2 separate regions of the Homo sapiens genome follow, and region 1 is linked to region 2. Evidence: read pairs that join two places in POLR2A ChIA-PET (ENCODE). Cell type or tissue: GM12878. All regions are shown on one strand. Links, peaks and the distances in the headings refer to the core of each region. The heading gives the core; the rest is flanking DNA.

Region 1 (8,324 bases), core at 111-8,110, 320 kb after region 2:
AAAGGCACTATTATTTACTCCGTTTGGCAGACGAGGAAACTGAGAGTCACAGTGGTTAACTTTACACAGCTAGCAAGGGGTGGAAGAAGTGTGGAGACACGGGTGAGTCTTCAGAGATTTTGTCTGAAGTTGTTGCCCCTCATGAGTATTCGCTGTCATTGCCCCACACCCTAAAGCAATCGAGGGGAACTGGGATGGAAGATATCCCAGGAGGGGTAAAAAGGACTGTGATGAGGGAAATGGGGGTAGGAGGGAAAGGGAGTAACCGCTATTGGCCCTGGCCATGTCAAGCTTCTGGGGTCTCCCCCTGCCCAAGTTTGAGAGGGGATGGCGGAGGCTGACTTCTCTGCGACCCCAAACTCCAGCCTTCCAAGCCTTCCAAAGTTCACTCAGTGAGAAACCTCTAGTGTCCAGGCTCTGAGCCTGTGACCTCTTCCTTCCTTTCAGATTTTAATTTGCTGGACTGGGAGACAAATGCATGTGGGAGGTTCTCTGGAGTGATAGGAACACACTGAGGGCTATAAGAAGCATCAGAGAGGCTTCATGCTGGCTGGGGCCCTGAGGACAATCCCATCTACCACTTCCCGACCCAGGTAGGCAGACCGAGCCTTTTCCTTCTGAGCAAGCCCCTTTCCAGGCACTGCTGTCACCTCCTAAGGCTGAGGAGGGTGGTGGCAGGAGGGTGCAGGGAAGGCCCTGTCTGTTCTCTGGTCTTTCCTTCAGGGGGCCAGACCCTGAGGGGTGCAGCCTAGTTCCCCAGAGCACATGCTCCAAATCACAGCTCCAGTGACAGCTTTTGCTTTCCCAGTGAGGGGGCTAGCTCAGGAGATGAAAGTCTGATCCCACTGGCAGCTCCACAGGCTTCCTTTGCCAAAACACACTGTGAAAAGACCCCTGACCTCCACCTCATACTTTCTCTGCTCCACCTCCCGTCAGCCCTGTTTGCTTCCCTCCTCCCTAGAGAGGGTTAGACAGCCCAGTAATTTAGGGATCACTAGCAAGAAAGGTGCAGAGGTCAGAAGTCAGAGAGGGGCTGGGAGGGGAATCTCACCCCTGCTCTCTGGCAAAACCTCCCACCTCTTTCCGCCATCTGTAGACCAGGCCGTTGTGGGCCCGAGTTCACTGTGAAGGTAGGGATGAGGTCCAGGGATGGGAAGTGGCGGAATACAGAGCGATAGGAGGAGAAGCTGTAATTTTAAATTATGTCCAGAAAAATAGCTTTTGGGAGGCAAATGTTCTCCTCCAACTTTCTTATTTTGAAATTTTGCTAGGAAAGAAAATGTTACACTCCCCTGAGACCGTGTCCCATTTAGGAAGTTCTTTCTATTATCTCATTTCAACTCCTCCCTGCTCTAGCTGCTATACAAACAAAGGCAAATTGACTTAGTGTCTCTCCTGTCTCTTTCACCGTGGCCTGTTCAGTCTAGCTCAGCTCAGCTCAGCTCCAGAGCTTAGAACTCAAGACAAAAGGAATCAAACCAGTAGAAGGAGATGAGCAATGGGTTCATCTCTCTTCCTTAAGAAATCAAAGGCCGGGTGCAGTGGCTCACGCCTGTAAACCCAGCACTTTGGGAGGCTGAGGCGGGCGGATCACAAGGTCAGGAGTTCGAGACCAGCCTGACCACCATGGTGAAACCCCATCTCTACTAAACATACAAAAATTAGCCGGGCATGGTGGTGCCTGCCTATAATCCCAGCTACTTAGGAGGCTGAGGCAGGAGAATTGCTTGCACCAGGGAGGTGGAGGTTGCAGTGAGCCCAGATCGCGCCACTGCACTCCAGCCTGGGTGACAGAGTGATACTTTGTCTCAGAAAAGAAAAAAAGAAAGAAAGACAGAAAAAAGAAATCAGAACCACCAAAAAACTGCAAGAGAATTTTTTGGCAGTTCCATAGCTACTGAAAGCGTCTTGCTCTGCCCATGCGAGTGGCAATGTTGGGACACTGCATTCATGGAATGGAGCTCCGGAAGGGCCTTATGAGGCCGTCTCCTCATTTTGCAGATAGGAAAACTGAGGCGTATTTGCCATCACTCTGCTTGTTTGTAGCAAAACAGGGGCTCTCCTGCTTTCCCCTGTAGTTCTGAGCAAGAAAAGGGGTTTGAAGGGCAGCCTTTCAGCTGGGCAGAGCTGTGCGGGGAGTTTGCATCCAGTACTGCTGGGTTCTAGCCCATTCCTAGGTTGGGCAGCTCAGCCTCTCCTAGAGGAGACTCTGGCTGCTGAGTGACCCGGTGAATTAATGCAGCTTCTGGCTAGGGGTAGGGGACAGTAAAAGCCAAGGAGCCAAGATCAGAAAAAGGAATAGCTTCTTCCCATGTGGAATCAAGCTGGGGCTGCCAACCTCCTAGTCAAGAAAGAAAGCTTTTCCTCTCTCTTCCTCCTGTTTACCCACAGCGACTGGGGGAGGCTGTACAGAGAGGCAGGTTGAATGTATTCAGTCTGGGATAGGGAGGGAAAGTTCCTCTGGGGCTCCCCCTTCGTCTAGGGGAGAGGTCAGAAGAACAAAGGTCACAGATGGACCTGCCATGATATGGGAGGAGGCACATGTGTTGCAGTGAGCCATGGAGGGTGGGGGCACAAGAGTTTGGCAACTCAGACAGGGGAGAAGCCACTGATGGCTTATAAACCAGACAAGGTTCATCCTGAATCCGGAGGGAGGGCAGTGAGAGCCCCATGAACTCACTTTCTTGAATGTCACTAACATTTCATTTCACCCTCACTCTGCCTTCCTGTCTCTTTTTTTCTCTTTCTCCCTTAACCTTCCTCAGCAGGGGATGGGGGAGTAGAGGGAGCCGGAAAGGAGGTCTGCAGGCCTCGTTGACTCTGCTGACCATCCACAGCCAGGAGCTGTTGCTGACAGAAAAGAAATGAAGGGGCAGAGATGGGAGGGAAACCAGATGTCCGCAGTTGCAGCACCATTCTGCGCAGCGTCCCCACTGGGGTCCCTGCTGTAGACGAGAAGCCAGAGCCAGGTGCCAGAGAGGGAGAGGGGGGGGTCTTTGGGGGTGGGGGACGGTGCTGGGCCCCACTCCTGCTTATCTACCCCTCAGTTTCTTTTACCTGGGAAACAGATCACCAAGAGAGGCCCGTCTGATGCTTTAAGCTGGGAATTTGGTTTATTCTGGGGCAGATGAAAAAGAAATTGCACTGTAGCATCTTACAAAACTGCCCCCTTTTCAACTGGGACTGAGAGTTGGAGACTTTTCCTTTAGGCTTTCATGGTACCCTAGACTTCTAAGTTATTTCTACTTCATATTCTAGAACTGTACCATCCAGTGTAATAGCCACTAGCCACAGGTAGCTATTTATCCTTATATTAATTAAAATTAAGTAAAATAAGAAATTCAGCTTTTCAGGCACACTAATATATGTCAATCTCTCAATAGCCACATGTAGCTAGTGGCTATTGTATTGAACAGCACAGATATAAAAGTTTTTTCTCATCACAGAATGTTATCTTGGACAGTGCTGTTCTAGGAAGTTTTTACTCAAGTGTAACTTTCATTCTTGATTTCCCCAGATGTTCACATGATAGCCTGCTCCTTAGGAATGAGGGCTAACTGGCCCAGAGGATAGATGTGGGGTGGGTTGAGACAGGGAGGAGGGAAGGGACGGGTAAGAATGTTTATTCTGCCAACCCGAAGGTTTTCTTTAGACTCTGAGTCTCTTTGCCAGTCCTAAGCAATTTAACTTGCCTGGGGAGGAAGGGGGACGCTGTCTGTAGCAAAAGAGGAATTCAGGTGGTAGCTACAGCCAAATAGGTTTTGCAATCATATTCTGCCTCCCTTCTCCACCCCCTGCTTAAAAAAAAAAAAACCAAGGAAAGTATACCAAGGCCAGCCCTAGATAATGTGGGTGTGGTGTCATTACCCTGACTTACTCATCACACCCCAGGGCCTCTACAGGGTTGGGTGTAGGCAGGGATGGAAGGGGCACACAGGCTGGGGATGAAGCAAGCAGTTATGCTTCAGTCAATCTTGAAAGCTGTTGACATGATGGAGATGGAATGAGAGATGTTAAAGCCAGATATTGGGCACACCCAGCAAAGCCTCCCGCCCAGCTCACCCTTGAGCCTGCGCTGCTTTACTCACATTAAGAGATCCGCTGGTGCAGAGAAATCACAAAGAGTACACACACACACACACACGCCTCATGCAGTTCCAGGGAGATTTCTGGAAAGAATCTTTAGCCCAATTTCTCAGTAAGCCTCAGCTGTTCCCCCAGGCTTAAGCGGGGGGCCAGCAGATGGTCCCAGCTAAATAGGCAAGCCTCCCAGTTCCTCTAAAAGCAGGGTCTGGGCCCTTCCAAGCCCAACAGTCCAATTAAGCTTTTTGCCCACAGGTGGAAGCAAAAATGAATTTGGGGCCATTCTTCCCTTCTTTTAGGCATGGAGCACTCAGCCCTCCCATCAGCCCCCTCCCTACTCCTGGCATTGGCCCATAAGGAATCCCTGCCTCTCACACTCTGCTCTGAACATTAGGTTCCTCAGGGATCAAAGACTCCCAGAAAGATTTCCTTCTAAGGTGTCTTCTAGGCTGCAGGGATTTGACTGAACCGTTCAAAGGAAAACTCCTGGCTTGGCCTTGTTAAGGAGGCCCTCTCAGTCCAGGAGGTGGGGCCTCTCAGGATTAAGGCCACAGATCCAGGTACCTTCGATGATGTTCTTATTTCCTTTTCCCAAGGGCCAGAAAGTGCTGCAGGGAGATCCTGGTGCCCTGCTCTTCTCTAGAGGCCTCTCCTCGCTGCAGAGCTCATTGGCATGACTGGCATAAATATATCCATATATCTCTCTATAAATATACATGTCTTTAGCTATATATATCTTTTCTTCTAAAGACTTGGCAAGAATTCCCTACAATCCTTTTCCATGACACTATAGAAAATCAGCAGAGTCATCAGTTTGATGGTTCCCACAAAGACTGCTTGGGGTTGACCTCTGCAAAGCTCCCTTGAATCTTGCTTCCAGTAACCCAACCTCTTCAGCCCTCGCCAGCCCCCAACCCCCTGGCAACACAAAACACAACTCGATTTCCTGAAGCTGAAGCTGCCCCTTTATTCCTTGTTGGTCTCTGAAAGCAAAAAAAAAAAAAAAAAAAAAAGGAAAAAAAAAAAGAAACTATCACTTTTGAGCTATTGTCTTAAGAGAGTAATAAGCTTTGTGTTCCTCCAGCTGGCTGCAAAAGGGAATTAGTTGTGCAGTGGGATCCAATGGCACTTAGAGACAGGTGTGGCAAGGAAGAGGTGCTGGTGGTTTCAGAATGGGCCACATCTCTGTGGGTGAGCAGGAGGGCAGGGCAGATAGAGGTGGTGTCTATCAAGACTTAGCAACCACTGGGGCAGCAGACTAGATGTAGCCCTCCCTGCAATGACTCCTTGCATAAACAGAAGAAACACCAGTGTACACGCACAGGTGGGGAAAGCATCCCCATGACTTTCTGAGGGAGTTATCACTAGGCACAGATTCTGAGAGCGCTATCTTCATCACCCTGCATCATCATTTGTTGGAAGGAGGCCCAGGAGGGTAGGAGGAAAAGGCTGGCTCCTCCGTCTTTTTTAAATCCATCTTTCCTTCTCCACCATTAAAGGCTTGGGTAGGTGGAGACAACCCCTGTGACTTCTCTTTGAGGTATTCAGATCCTAGCCACATGTTGACACCATATTTAATCCTGAAACAGGTTTCCTTTTCTTGATTTTTAAAGTGGGGGTTGGGAGAGGGGGTTCATAAATAGAGAATAGAAAATGCAAAGGAATAAGAGAATCAACAGAGAAATGTACAAAATGTAATTTGGCAAAAAAACAAACAAACGGAAAAAAACACAATAAAACCAAAACCCACAACCACACCTCCCATAGCCTTTCTTGTTTTGTATTCTCTCTTTTTAAAGTTGGGTTGTTATCTTTGCAACAGAGAATGCCAGCAGGTGTTGCTGGCAGCTGTTTAATGACAGTGTCAAGAACATCTTTCAGAAAGGTAGGCTTGGAGGCAGGAGGCGGTGATGGAGAAAATGGGATAGGGGGAGAGTAGGTGGCCCCACATCTGTAGAGAAGTAGCTAAGGAATGAAGGGCTGTCCTGGGAATTGCAATGTTATTTTATTTTTTTTTTTTTTTTTGAGACGGAGTCTCGCTCTGTCGCCCAGGCGGGACTGCGGACTGCAGTGGCGCAATCTCGGCTCACTGCAAGCTCCGCTTCCCGGGTTCACGCCATTCTCCTGCCTCAGCCTCCCGAGTAGCTGGGACTACAGGCGCCCGCCACCGCGCCCGGCTAATTTTTTTTGTATTTTTAGTAGAGACGGGGTTTCACCTTGTTAGCCAGGATGGTCTCGATCTCCTGACCTCATGATCCACCCGCCTCGGCCTCCCAAAGTGCTGGGATTACAGGCGTGAGCCACCGCGCCCGGCCTGCAATGTTATTTTGTACAAAATCCTTCCTGTAGGAAGGTGGGGGAGGGACAAGAGACATTTTTCAGTTTTTTTGCAGACCTAAGAATTTTGAACCAGAATTACATGCAGCTTGCTGTGTCTCTGGACAAATATCTTAGCTCCTCACTCAGCATCTACCACTTTCTTCTTTATTGTTAGTGACTGTCATGAGGATTAAATGAAAGGACCTGGAGACCCTTAGAGAAGGGTCCCAGCAGTCTCCAGGGGTGATTAGCCCTGCAATTATTCCACATCTGGAAAAAGTAATAGCTCCCAGACTGGCAGGGTTATGTCATGGACCAGCAAGAGAAAGATGGTTTTTGTTACATAGCCCAGAGAGGCTGATCTTGGTTCTGTGTGTGTGAGAGAGACCGTAGGGAGGCTGGATTTGGAAGGGAGGGAAGCAGGAGCAACAGCCTGAACAACAAATGCGCTCCAAAGAACACCACCTGAACAACTCGAGCTCTGAAATCTTTTCTGCACTGTGCTTTCAGCTTACTTCCCTAAAGCTGACTCATGAAAGCAAACCTGAAACTCTCACAAGATAAAAAATTTTTTAGAGACAGCAAACCAGCCAGTGCTATGCGAAGACGTCTGCAAGGTACTCTGTCCTATCTGGACTGTTGTTTCCCTTACTGTTAGCACAATGACCAGGATCTTGTAAAAGTCCCTGGCAAGTATTTTCTCCACCTTCAGAGCATTACCAGGCCATGTACTTGCGGGATAAAACCTGCAGGTGTTAGGTTCTTTCTGATGCTGCTGATCAGATGGGTCAGGTAGCAGAGAGAAGGCAGCACTAACCCTTACATTTGTGCAGTGGTGTGCAGTTACTGTTGCTTTCACACGTATCATCTCACTAAATTGCCCCACGATCCTGTGAAGGAGGAACTGAAATGATCAATGTCTCCATTTTAGGGATAAGAGAACTGGGGTGATTTCCCCAAGGTCAGTGGCTGTAGAGCTGGGACTGAGCTCAGCCCACCCGATTTCTGGGCTTCTCTCCCCCAGCTCCACATTGCACCACCACCAGTGACGCGCACCTGAATATTTATGAGAATGGAGCCCCCAGATCACGTCTTGAGGGGAAGAACAAAGGAGGCAAGCTTATCTCATGCCTTCAACTAGGCACCTGAGGAAAGAACCCATGTCCTATTGTCCTTTACACCTACTGTAGCCCAAAACCTACAGAGATTACATGTCACGAGGTTCTAGCAAGATAGGCTGAATGCCTGCTTTAGGGTAGGATAGAAGAAAAGACACAACAAAGGTATGGAGCCCTCATGGAGGCTGTGAACTTTGAGCCACAAAACTAGGGATTTATGCCTAGGATCCACTGCTTACTGACTCAATAATCTCAGTTCAATCCATTTGCAAAATGGAGATATAGGCTGGGCGCAGTGGCTCACGCCTGTAATCCCAGCACTTTGGGAGGCCAAGGCAGGAGGATCACCTGAGGTCAGGATTTCAAGACCAGCCTGGCCAACATGTCGAAATCCCATCTCTACTAAAAATACAAAAATCAGCTGGGCATGGTGGTGGTTGCCTGTAATCCCAGCTACTCGGGAGGCTGAGGCAGGAGAATTGCTTGAACCTGGGAGGCGGAGGTTGCAGTGAGCTGAGATGGCACCACTGCACTCCAGCCTGGGCATCAAGAATGAAACTCTGTCTCAAAAAAAAAAAAAAAAAGAAAAAAAATGGAGCTATGAATCCCAACCTCTCAAGCTGCTATGAGAACTAAATGAGAGGAGAAATGTGAGAGTATACTGCATACTGCAATGTGTAAAGTTGGATCTTCTGGACCCTGCAGTTTCAGAAGTCACCAAAGATAAGATGGCAGAGGGTTGTGGAAGCTCCTCTTCTTCTGTAGAGCAATGCTTATGTACTCCAGCCCCAGATGGGCTGGATG
Region 2 (8,324 bases), core at 69-8,068:
AAGACAGGCCCAATGCAGAATCTTTAAGAACCCTAGAAATCTGAAATAGCCATCATAAGCATCCTCAGTAAAAGGCCAAGCACTTTTCTGGTAGTCTACAGCAGGGGTTGACAAGTTTTTATCTTTTATCCTAAAGGGCAAGATAGTAAATATTTTAGGCTTATGGGGCATACAGGCTCCCTTGCAGTTACTCAACTATGCCCTTGTAGCATGAAACCAGCCTCAGACAATACACAAACAACGGGCGTGTCTCTGTTCCAGTGAAACTTTATTTACAAAAACAGGAATCCGGCCCACGGGCCACAGTTTGCAATCCCTGGTCATTGGGAAAACCTGCTCTTCCAGTATTTCCATGCTCCAAAGAGGAACAGAGGCTCCCATCCACCCGGAGGGCTCCTATCCACACTGAAGACAGGGACCCACTCTGGGGACTAGGCCTCCATCCCTACTAGTCCCTCCCACAAGGTACTAAGAAATCTAGGCTACTTGTTCAAAAAGCCTGGTCTGCATCAGAAACCTGGGCAAAGGTGGAAAAAGCTTTCCAGACATCAAATCAGAGGGCTTCAGAACTGGAAGAAGCTAGATCCCTAAGACTAGACACTTAGGCCTGGAAAAGGAAGTGGTGTGTCCAAGATCACGTAGCTAGCAAAAGTCTCCTGACTCTGTCCAGTGCTCTTACTCCTCCAGGGTGATAAACAGCTTGCTAGAAGAGGCCAAAGACTTGTGGCACATTTCTACAGCACGTCCCCGAGCTATAAGCAAATGGCACAAGACCTTGGGGGAAATAAGTGCATGCGTGTGTGTGTGTGTGTGTGTGTGTGTGTGTGTGTGTGTGTGTGTGTGTTTTTCCAGGTATACCTGGACATAGTTACTAGGGAGAGGAAAACTTAAACAAAAATCCTAACTTTAAAAAGGGATATGGTTTGGTAGAAGATGTGGGTTTTTGTTAGCAGAAATGTCCAGGGTCTGGGCAAGCCCTGGGATAATAAACCAGTACAAGGCATACAGCCTCACTCAATTCCAGGTAATGCCCCAGGCCCTAGGATCTACCTCTACCCACCTTCAAGCTTCATAATCCAATATCCTTCAAATCTTTTCCCAGAACTGACTTCCATTGCATATTTTACTTGCCTGACCATAAACATTTTTATTTGGATACCCTGCCATCATCTTGAAGGCAACATGTCTAAAAGAAAATCAAACATGACTCCCCAAAACAAGTTTGAACTCTAATGTTTCTATTTCTATAAATCACTAAGGTTCAAAATTTCAGCACTTTCTCTTCCCCACGTCCTGTCCTCAAGCCAGAGTAGCACTCCAAATTATCTCTTCTTCTTCATTTCCACAGGCTCCACCCTAACCTATCACCTCCGATCTGGTATGTTGCTAGTCTCCTGCTGGGGACCCCAGATTCCAGGCTTGCAACAATGCCAGATCTTCCCCCATATACTCATCCTCCTTTCATTCACCACAGTCTCTTCAAGGTCAAGGTCCAGTGCTACTCACCTTCGGCTTCCCAGTTCCCAGAACCTCACCTAATATGGGGGGCACACAATAAATGCTGAATGAATGAATCACGGTTTTCATCACAAGATGAAAGAAAAAACTTAAACAAAAATCTTAACTTCAAAAAGGGATACGGTTTGGTAGTTTTCATCACAAGATATCTGCACAAGAAACCTCAGGCCCTTCCTAGTTCCTACTCCCTCGAACCCAGACTGCTGAACTCTGAAGGCCCACCATCATCTCACCCTGCCCACCTCAGCTCCTACCAGCCCAGAAACAGGCTTTTGGCTCCATCTAGCTCATCAATGCTGGACCCTCCTCATGTGCCAGGCATTCCTGCATCCACATCTCTGCCCACGCTCTGCTCACCCTGCCCTGTGATGACGTCCATGCCCTTCCCCCTGCATCTACTCCAACTCCTACGCAACTGCCAACTGCCGAGCTGTGGGGGGAGACAGGGGATGCAGGAAGAGGGGAGATGATAAAGAAGACTGGGGAAAGGGGAGCATGATGAAAACATGCTGGGGTCTCTCTCTGATCCTTGGAAGCATAACCCTCTCAATGGGTCACAGGCGATTTAGAGAAGGAAGAGCCGGGAGGAGGAGCCAAATTTTTCCACTGAACGAAAGGCATGATTTTCATCACTGCTTCTGTTGCCCCGGTAACCAGGGACAGCCCAGTGGAGAGTACAGTAAAAGAACACCATGTTTATCTTTGCTGTCTGATCTACTTCCCTGTACACCCTTCCCTGACCATCCCCTAGCCCCAGGCCTGCTCCAAATCTCTTATAATGCCACCACCATCCTTCTAGTTACCCTTGCTCCTCAAAGGCAGAGCTAATTTCTCCCTCTCTTTATCCAACCCTAAGTACCATGTGTTCTTCCACTGCAACATTTTGGGGTTCATCTCGCCATGCCACCTGCCATGCCAGGGGTCCCCCAAAACAAAGAGCTGGTATCAAAGCACAAGGATGGCTTCTGCTCTACCAGACAGGGCAAGTGGGACTAGTGGGGCAGGAAGGTGAGGAAAACTGCCCAGCCAACCGTGTTCTCATCCCACACAGCTGGTGTGGAGAGGGACCTGGCTCTCCCAGCCCCCCTCCTATGGCTGAGATCAGGAGAAGGAGCCAGGTTGGGGATCGGGGGAGTAGGTTCACCCACAGGCTTCCACAGATCCTGCCTCCCACACGGACACCGTGTCTGCGTGACCTGAGAGCGGAGACACAGTGCTCGCCCTGGAAGATTATATAAGCGTTATATAACATGGTGGCACCAATAAGCACACAGGAGCAGTTGTCGAGTGCCAGGGACAGGCCAGGGGTGGAACCAAACCCAAGGGGCTGGAGGTTCAGCCCTCCTGCCACCAATGCCAAAGCAGCACCAGGCCCTGGCTGCCTCGGCCCTGTCTATACCTGCTCCTTCCAGCCCAGAGGACACAGAGAGAAACTTGCCAGGCTCTGCGCTCTTCTTCCCACTCTGGGCAGCAGGGAGGGGCCGCAAAACCGTCACCACCCTGGGCCATGGCAGCCTCTGCCCATCCGGCCTAAGGCAGCCTAGCTGCCTTTCCTGCAGGGGAGCAGCCATGGGGTCCTCGGCAGGGGAGGGGTGTGGACCAGTAGCCCCCTCCTCTCTGTCCTCCTACCAGAATGTAGGAGCACTTGTTTGGGGAACAAGTGCTGCAACAGCAGCTCCAGGATTGGCTGGGCCAGCCGTTCCTCTGCTCTGTCACTTGCTGTTTCTCTAAAAAACAAAACAAACCGAAAGGGAAAGAAAAAAAAATTAAGCACATTTGACAAATGCCAGATCCCAAATTTTGGTCTACGGTTGCAAAGCTGGAAGGAAGGGGTCCTAAGGAAATTACCCTATTTCCCTACAGCCCCCATCTCCCACCATTCCTGGCCAATTCACCATCTATGAACTTGGGCTGTGAGCCTGAAGATTGCTCCGCAGCCCCTATCTCTGGAGCTGCCTCAGTGGCTGTAGCTCCTTCGGGTAATATTCCCCCTCCCTCTACAGAATGCTCAGAGTCTGCGGCTCCCGGATATACACGCGGGACTAGGCGGCCGGCCTGGGGCAGTTCTGGGCAGTTTGGGCCAGGTCTTAATCAAACTCCTCCACCGTCATCACCACACCCACTTTATTAATTTGGCAGGGGTGGGGGCAGCTGAACAGAGACAGAGCCAAGTGATCTCCCGCAGCACCTGCCCTCTCCTGAGCTATGCCTCTGGCCTTCCCGCCTCCTCCTCCACACGGACCTCCGCGCCCCCTGAAGAAGGGGGGAAAAAGAAATACGCATTAATACCTCGAGCCTTGGCGCACCAGCCCTCGCCCCCTCAACCACCTGTCTCTGCGTTCTCCCCCGCAGCCTTCCTCAACTCTGGGCGCCCCCTCTGCAGCAAAGGGGCACCACGCCCACTGCGGAGAGGAGAAATGCAAGGTGGGGAGCGGACAGGGGCTCACTTGAGGGCCCGGGGGCTGCTCACTCACCCCTGCGCGCAGCTGGCCCTGGCCCCAGAGCCTGGGGCCCGCCCGGAGCTGCTCCAGGCCGCGACCGCTCCCACCCCCGCGGCGAGGCCAGCAGCGCCCCAAGGCCGCGCTGCAGCCGGGGTGGGGCGCGACCGGAGCGCGGCCGGGGCCCTGGGCATCGTCCCCAGGGAGCCCACCCTACCCCGGGACGCTCGGGGACCGCCCTGCAGGCCCGGCCCAAGGTGCCCACTCCCACCTGGCCGAGTCCCGGCTCTTACCTCGGCGGCCTTCCGCCCTCCGGGGGTACTGCGCAAACAGGCTCTCCCCCGGCCCCCGCCCGCCAAGCGCCCCGCTGCAGGCCCGAGATGCGCAGCCGCTGCGGACGCCGGCTCCGCGGCGGCCGCTTCCCGGGCGTGTGAGCTCAGCCTGCCCGCGCGCCCGCGCTTCCCACGCTCGGCGTCCCGCGCGGCGCCACCCAGCGGCCGCGTCGGGCGCTGCACGCTCGTGTCCGGGAAAATCTGCAGCAGCCGGGCCTGCCAACTGATTCGGAAATTCCCAGAATTTGACCATGGGCTTGCGGCGGGGCGGGAGACCTGTCAGGCCGTGTGGCCGTCGCTAGACTCGGGGCAGAGCAGCTCCCACCCACCCTGTCTCTGAAGGGGACTCCAGAGTCTTTGCAAGATATTCTGATTTCCCCCCTGTTCCTCTGACCTTGCCTCGCCATATTTCTTCCAGGGCAGTGGAGACTGTGGGGATGCTGGTGACTCCTTGTAAAATGGGGGTGGAGAATCGAGGGGTGGGAAATGGGTGGGAAGCGCTCGAGGCTGGCATCTCAAGGCCTCCATGGGCCCGTCTAGAGATCCGAGGTGTGCACTGAGTCACTTCCCGAGCTTGTTAGAACACACATGCACAGATGCCCCAGCCTACCTGTAAATTCTAATTCGGAAATTTCAACTGCTGTTTTTAACCTTTTCTTGTACCTACACCCTTCTGAGAATTGCAGAAGAGCTATGGACCCTGTCTTCAAAAAAAGCACATGCATACAGAAATATAATTTTGCACAATATTTCAGGGAATTCTGAAACTCCTCAAAGCTCCGTGGATCCCAGCTTAATATCTCACTTTGTGCAGATACCCTAAGCAGAAAGAGCGAGCTGGTGATTACCTGAATACGCTGCCATCTTATCTCATGCTTTTTCCTCCTTCAGGGATATCTCCACTGGACGCCCAACCTCACATTTCCGCCTGTAGAAATTCCACCTGTCCTTTAAGGCCAACTCGAAAACCTCTTCCTCTCTGATTTTCCCAATCAGCAATGTCATTTATGACCTCAGTTTTCTGAGAGTATGTCTTTTATGGCTGTTAACATGTTATAAACACACCTGTATTTATTTCTGTGGTTGGTTTTCTTATCTCCTTCTAGATAGCAAAACTGTTTTAAGATCAGTTTCTCCCTCTGCAACTACTAAGGGCCTTACATGGTATGCCTTCGACAAACAGTTCTTAAGTAATCAGAGAGATTGGATTGAGAGAATAGGAGGCCCAGCAAATGCCTTTGCTCTACCTGCACCTTTCCTCCCTTCCTGATGCTCCACCACATGGACCTCTAGGCGTCTGGAAAACAGAATCCTCAAGTTGATAGGCTTATCTCATTCATTCCTGCTCCTCCAGGCAAGGCAGCCATAATTTAGGGGTTCCTGGATGAAGTTGCAAGACAAGTTCATGCAGGACACACATACCAAATAGCAGATATTCTACCACCAGTGTCTCCTAGTCCAGTGAGGGATGTCCCCACCCGCCTGGTGCACAAGCAATGTGGATGTCATCCTTGACTTTTCCATCTCACTTCCCTCCTTTCTTGCACATATGCCAATCAATCACCACATCCTGATTCTACTTCCTAAATCTTAAATCTCTAAGATTGGCCCTCTCTTTATTCCTAGCTCATTCCACCATTATTTCTTGCTGGGATTTCTGCATTTGTCTCTAGCCTAACTCGCCTACCTGCCTCCAGCCTCACTAGGCCCAGATCCAGTCTCCACATCTGCTGTGTACTGAATGTCTGTATCTCCCTAAAGCTTGTTTGTGTGCTCTTTCTCTCTCTCTCCCTCTCTGCTTTCCAACACGGGAGGATACAGTGAGAAGATGGCCAACTGCAAACCAGGAAGCAGACCTTCTCCAGACACAGATCTGCTGATGCCTTGATCTTAGACTACCTTGCCTCCAGAATGGTGAGAAATAAATGTTGTTTAAGCCACTCAGTCTGTGGTATTCTGTTGTAGCAGCTTGGACTAAGACAATATCCCATTTAGAAGGATCTTGCAAATATATCAATCCTTTCCCTACGTAAAACTCTTATGCAGTTTCATTCTGGACTAAGGATGAGGTTCAAACTCCTTTGCCTGGCTCACAAGGCCTCCTAGATCTGGGCCCAACTGACTCTCCAGCCTCCTGTCTTGGCACAGCCTCCACTCTTACCTATATGCTTCACTTGTACTAAACACCATGTTTCTCTCCATCTTGATAAAAGTCCTCCCCCAATTTTTTTTTTGAGACGGCCTCACTCTGTCACTGTCACTGGGGTGCAGTGGTGTGATCTCAGCTCACTGCAGCCTTGATCTTCCCGGCTCAAGTGATTCTTCAAACTCAGCCCCTTGAGTAGCTGGGACTACAGGCATGCGCTACCATGCCCAGCAAATATTTTTGTATCTTGTAGAGACAGGGTTTTGCCATGTTGCCCAGGCTAGTCTCCAATTCCTGAGCTCAAGCGATTTGCCTGCCTCAGACTCCCATAGTGCTGAGATTACAGGCATGAGTTGCCGCACCTGGCTGTCCCCGACTTTTTGAGACTTTGTTTCACCTATTCCTCAGGTTTCCCAACTGTCTCCTCCTGCACCACCTGGCCCTTCCTCTGCTATAATATGAAAATCACAATATTGTTATTGTTCTTATATGACGTCTGCTTTCCCTGCCACACTAATACCTCTGCGATAGTATCCTCAATGCCTAGCACAATACCTAGTGCCAAATGGGAACACATAAATATTTATTAAATGAATGAAAGCTTTGAACATGGCACATAGCCCAGATGAGAGACTCTGGGGGTAAATGCAGTGGTGCTTCATAATCTAAAAGTCAGATAGGGTGGGACAGGCCTACTGCTTTTTAATAATAGCACTATTCACTGTTTTCAAGTGAATTTCAATCTTTCTGAGTTTTTTATTTCCTTATCTAAAAAATGAAAATAATAATAATTAGGGTTGCTCTGAAGGTGGCCAGAGATATATGTGTAACAAAGTATTTTGTAATTTTAAAATTCTCTCTCTCTCTCTCTCTCTCTCTATATATATATATGTTAGAAGTATTGTATTACTTCACTTGATCCTCACAATAACATTTTGAATAGACAGCTGACATTTCCTACTTTGCATATAAGGAAACTGAAGGTAGACATGGTAAAGCAATTTGCCTAAGGTCACCCAGATGGTTGCCAAGGAACAGAGGCCTGACATGGGATTTCAAGCTCAGACTCTCTCCGCCACATCACCACTGCTCCTCTCTCCATCCCCAAAGTAGGTATCGATGTTGGGACACGTACATGTTGACATCCTGAGGATCATGCAGCTCATAAATGTCACCACTGACCGCTTCTGAAGGGTTTTTATGTGTGTGTGGATGTGTTTGTTGAGGCACAGGGGGCAGAGGTGAGTTGTTGGTAGAAAATGGACTATATATCAACAGTTACCAAGATAGGAAAGAATGGGGTGGGGAGGAATTGGCCTTGGCCTTGGGTCTGACCCTATGCTCTCTATCTCTGCCCCTTCTCTTACTCTAATGGGGCTACCTCAATTGACAGCCCCCTTTACTGTGTAGTTGGACCCCCGCAGGCTCTGAGCTTCTCAGAAGCTGGAGATCTTCCATTTCCTCCATATTTTCAATTCTGTCCATCAGCAAATGTTTATTGAGCTCTTACCAAGTGCTTTGTCACAGCCCATGGAAGCCTGGCCAAATTGCTTAACCTCTCTGAGCCACAGTTTCCCCATTCTGCAAAATGGGATTGATAGCCCATCACATGGCTGTTGGGAGGATTAAGCAAGATAACCTATCAACTGTTGGTGAGCTGTTGCTAGTGGAGACACCTGCCCCCAAACCCCACCCTGTGTCTGCTATTTTTCATATGAATGCAAGGGGATGTCTGCTTAGTAACTAGGGGACAGAGCAGATCGGAGGAGCTGGGAAAGTGAGAAAAGGAGTATGAAGGCTGCAGTACTCCTCAATGTGCATTTGTCGGGGATATGTAGATGGCTGTGGGGCTCAGAGCTTGTTGGAACTCTTGAAGAATGACTTGTGAGT

Evidence for each region. Peaks named below come from ENCODE experiments on the same cell type or tissue, not always from the same donor. Only the 100,000 strongest peaks of a DNase experiment are listed, where the experiment ranks them.
Region 1: POLR2A ChIA-PET joins it to region 2 with 10 read pairs; 2 of 35 experiments call an interaction of 5 or more read pairs at or near these places.

Annotation. Positions count from the first base shown.
Region 1 is chr1:208,180,623-208,188,946 of GRCh38, forward strand. The region is part of intron 3 of PLXNA2 (plexin A2); the gene reads right to left. Among named protein-coding and RNA genes, the nearest start is that of PLXNA2, 60 kb to the right of the region's middle. RefSeq lists an enhancer at 1-197. In GM12878, for the core only: no CTCF peak of the experiment used is centred there; a DNase peak (open chromatin) is centred at 7,109; H3K4me3 peaks cover 1,148 bases; H3K27ac peaks cover 1,731 bases.
Region 2 is chr1:207,864,779-207,873,102 of GRCh38, forward strand. No RefSeq gene overlaps it. Among named protein-coding and RNA genes, the nearest start is that of CD34, 42 kb to the right of the region's middle. RefSeq lists enhancers at 3,464-3,513, 3,594-3,773, 8,303-8,324 and a silencer at 4,044-4,433. In GM12878, for the core only: a CTCF peak has its summit at 4,452 (motif pointing left); no DNase peak of the experiment used is centred there; H3K4me3 peaks cover 2,540 bases; H3K27ac peaks cover 2,207 bases.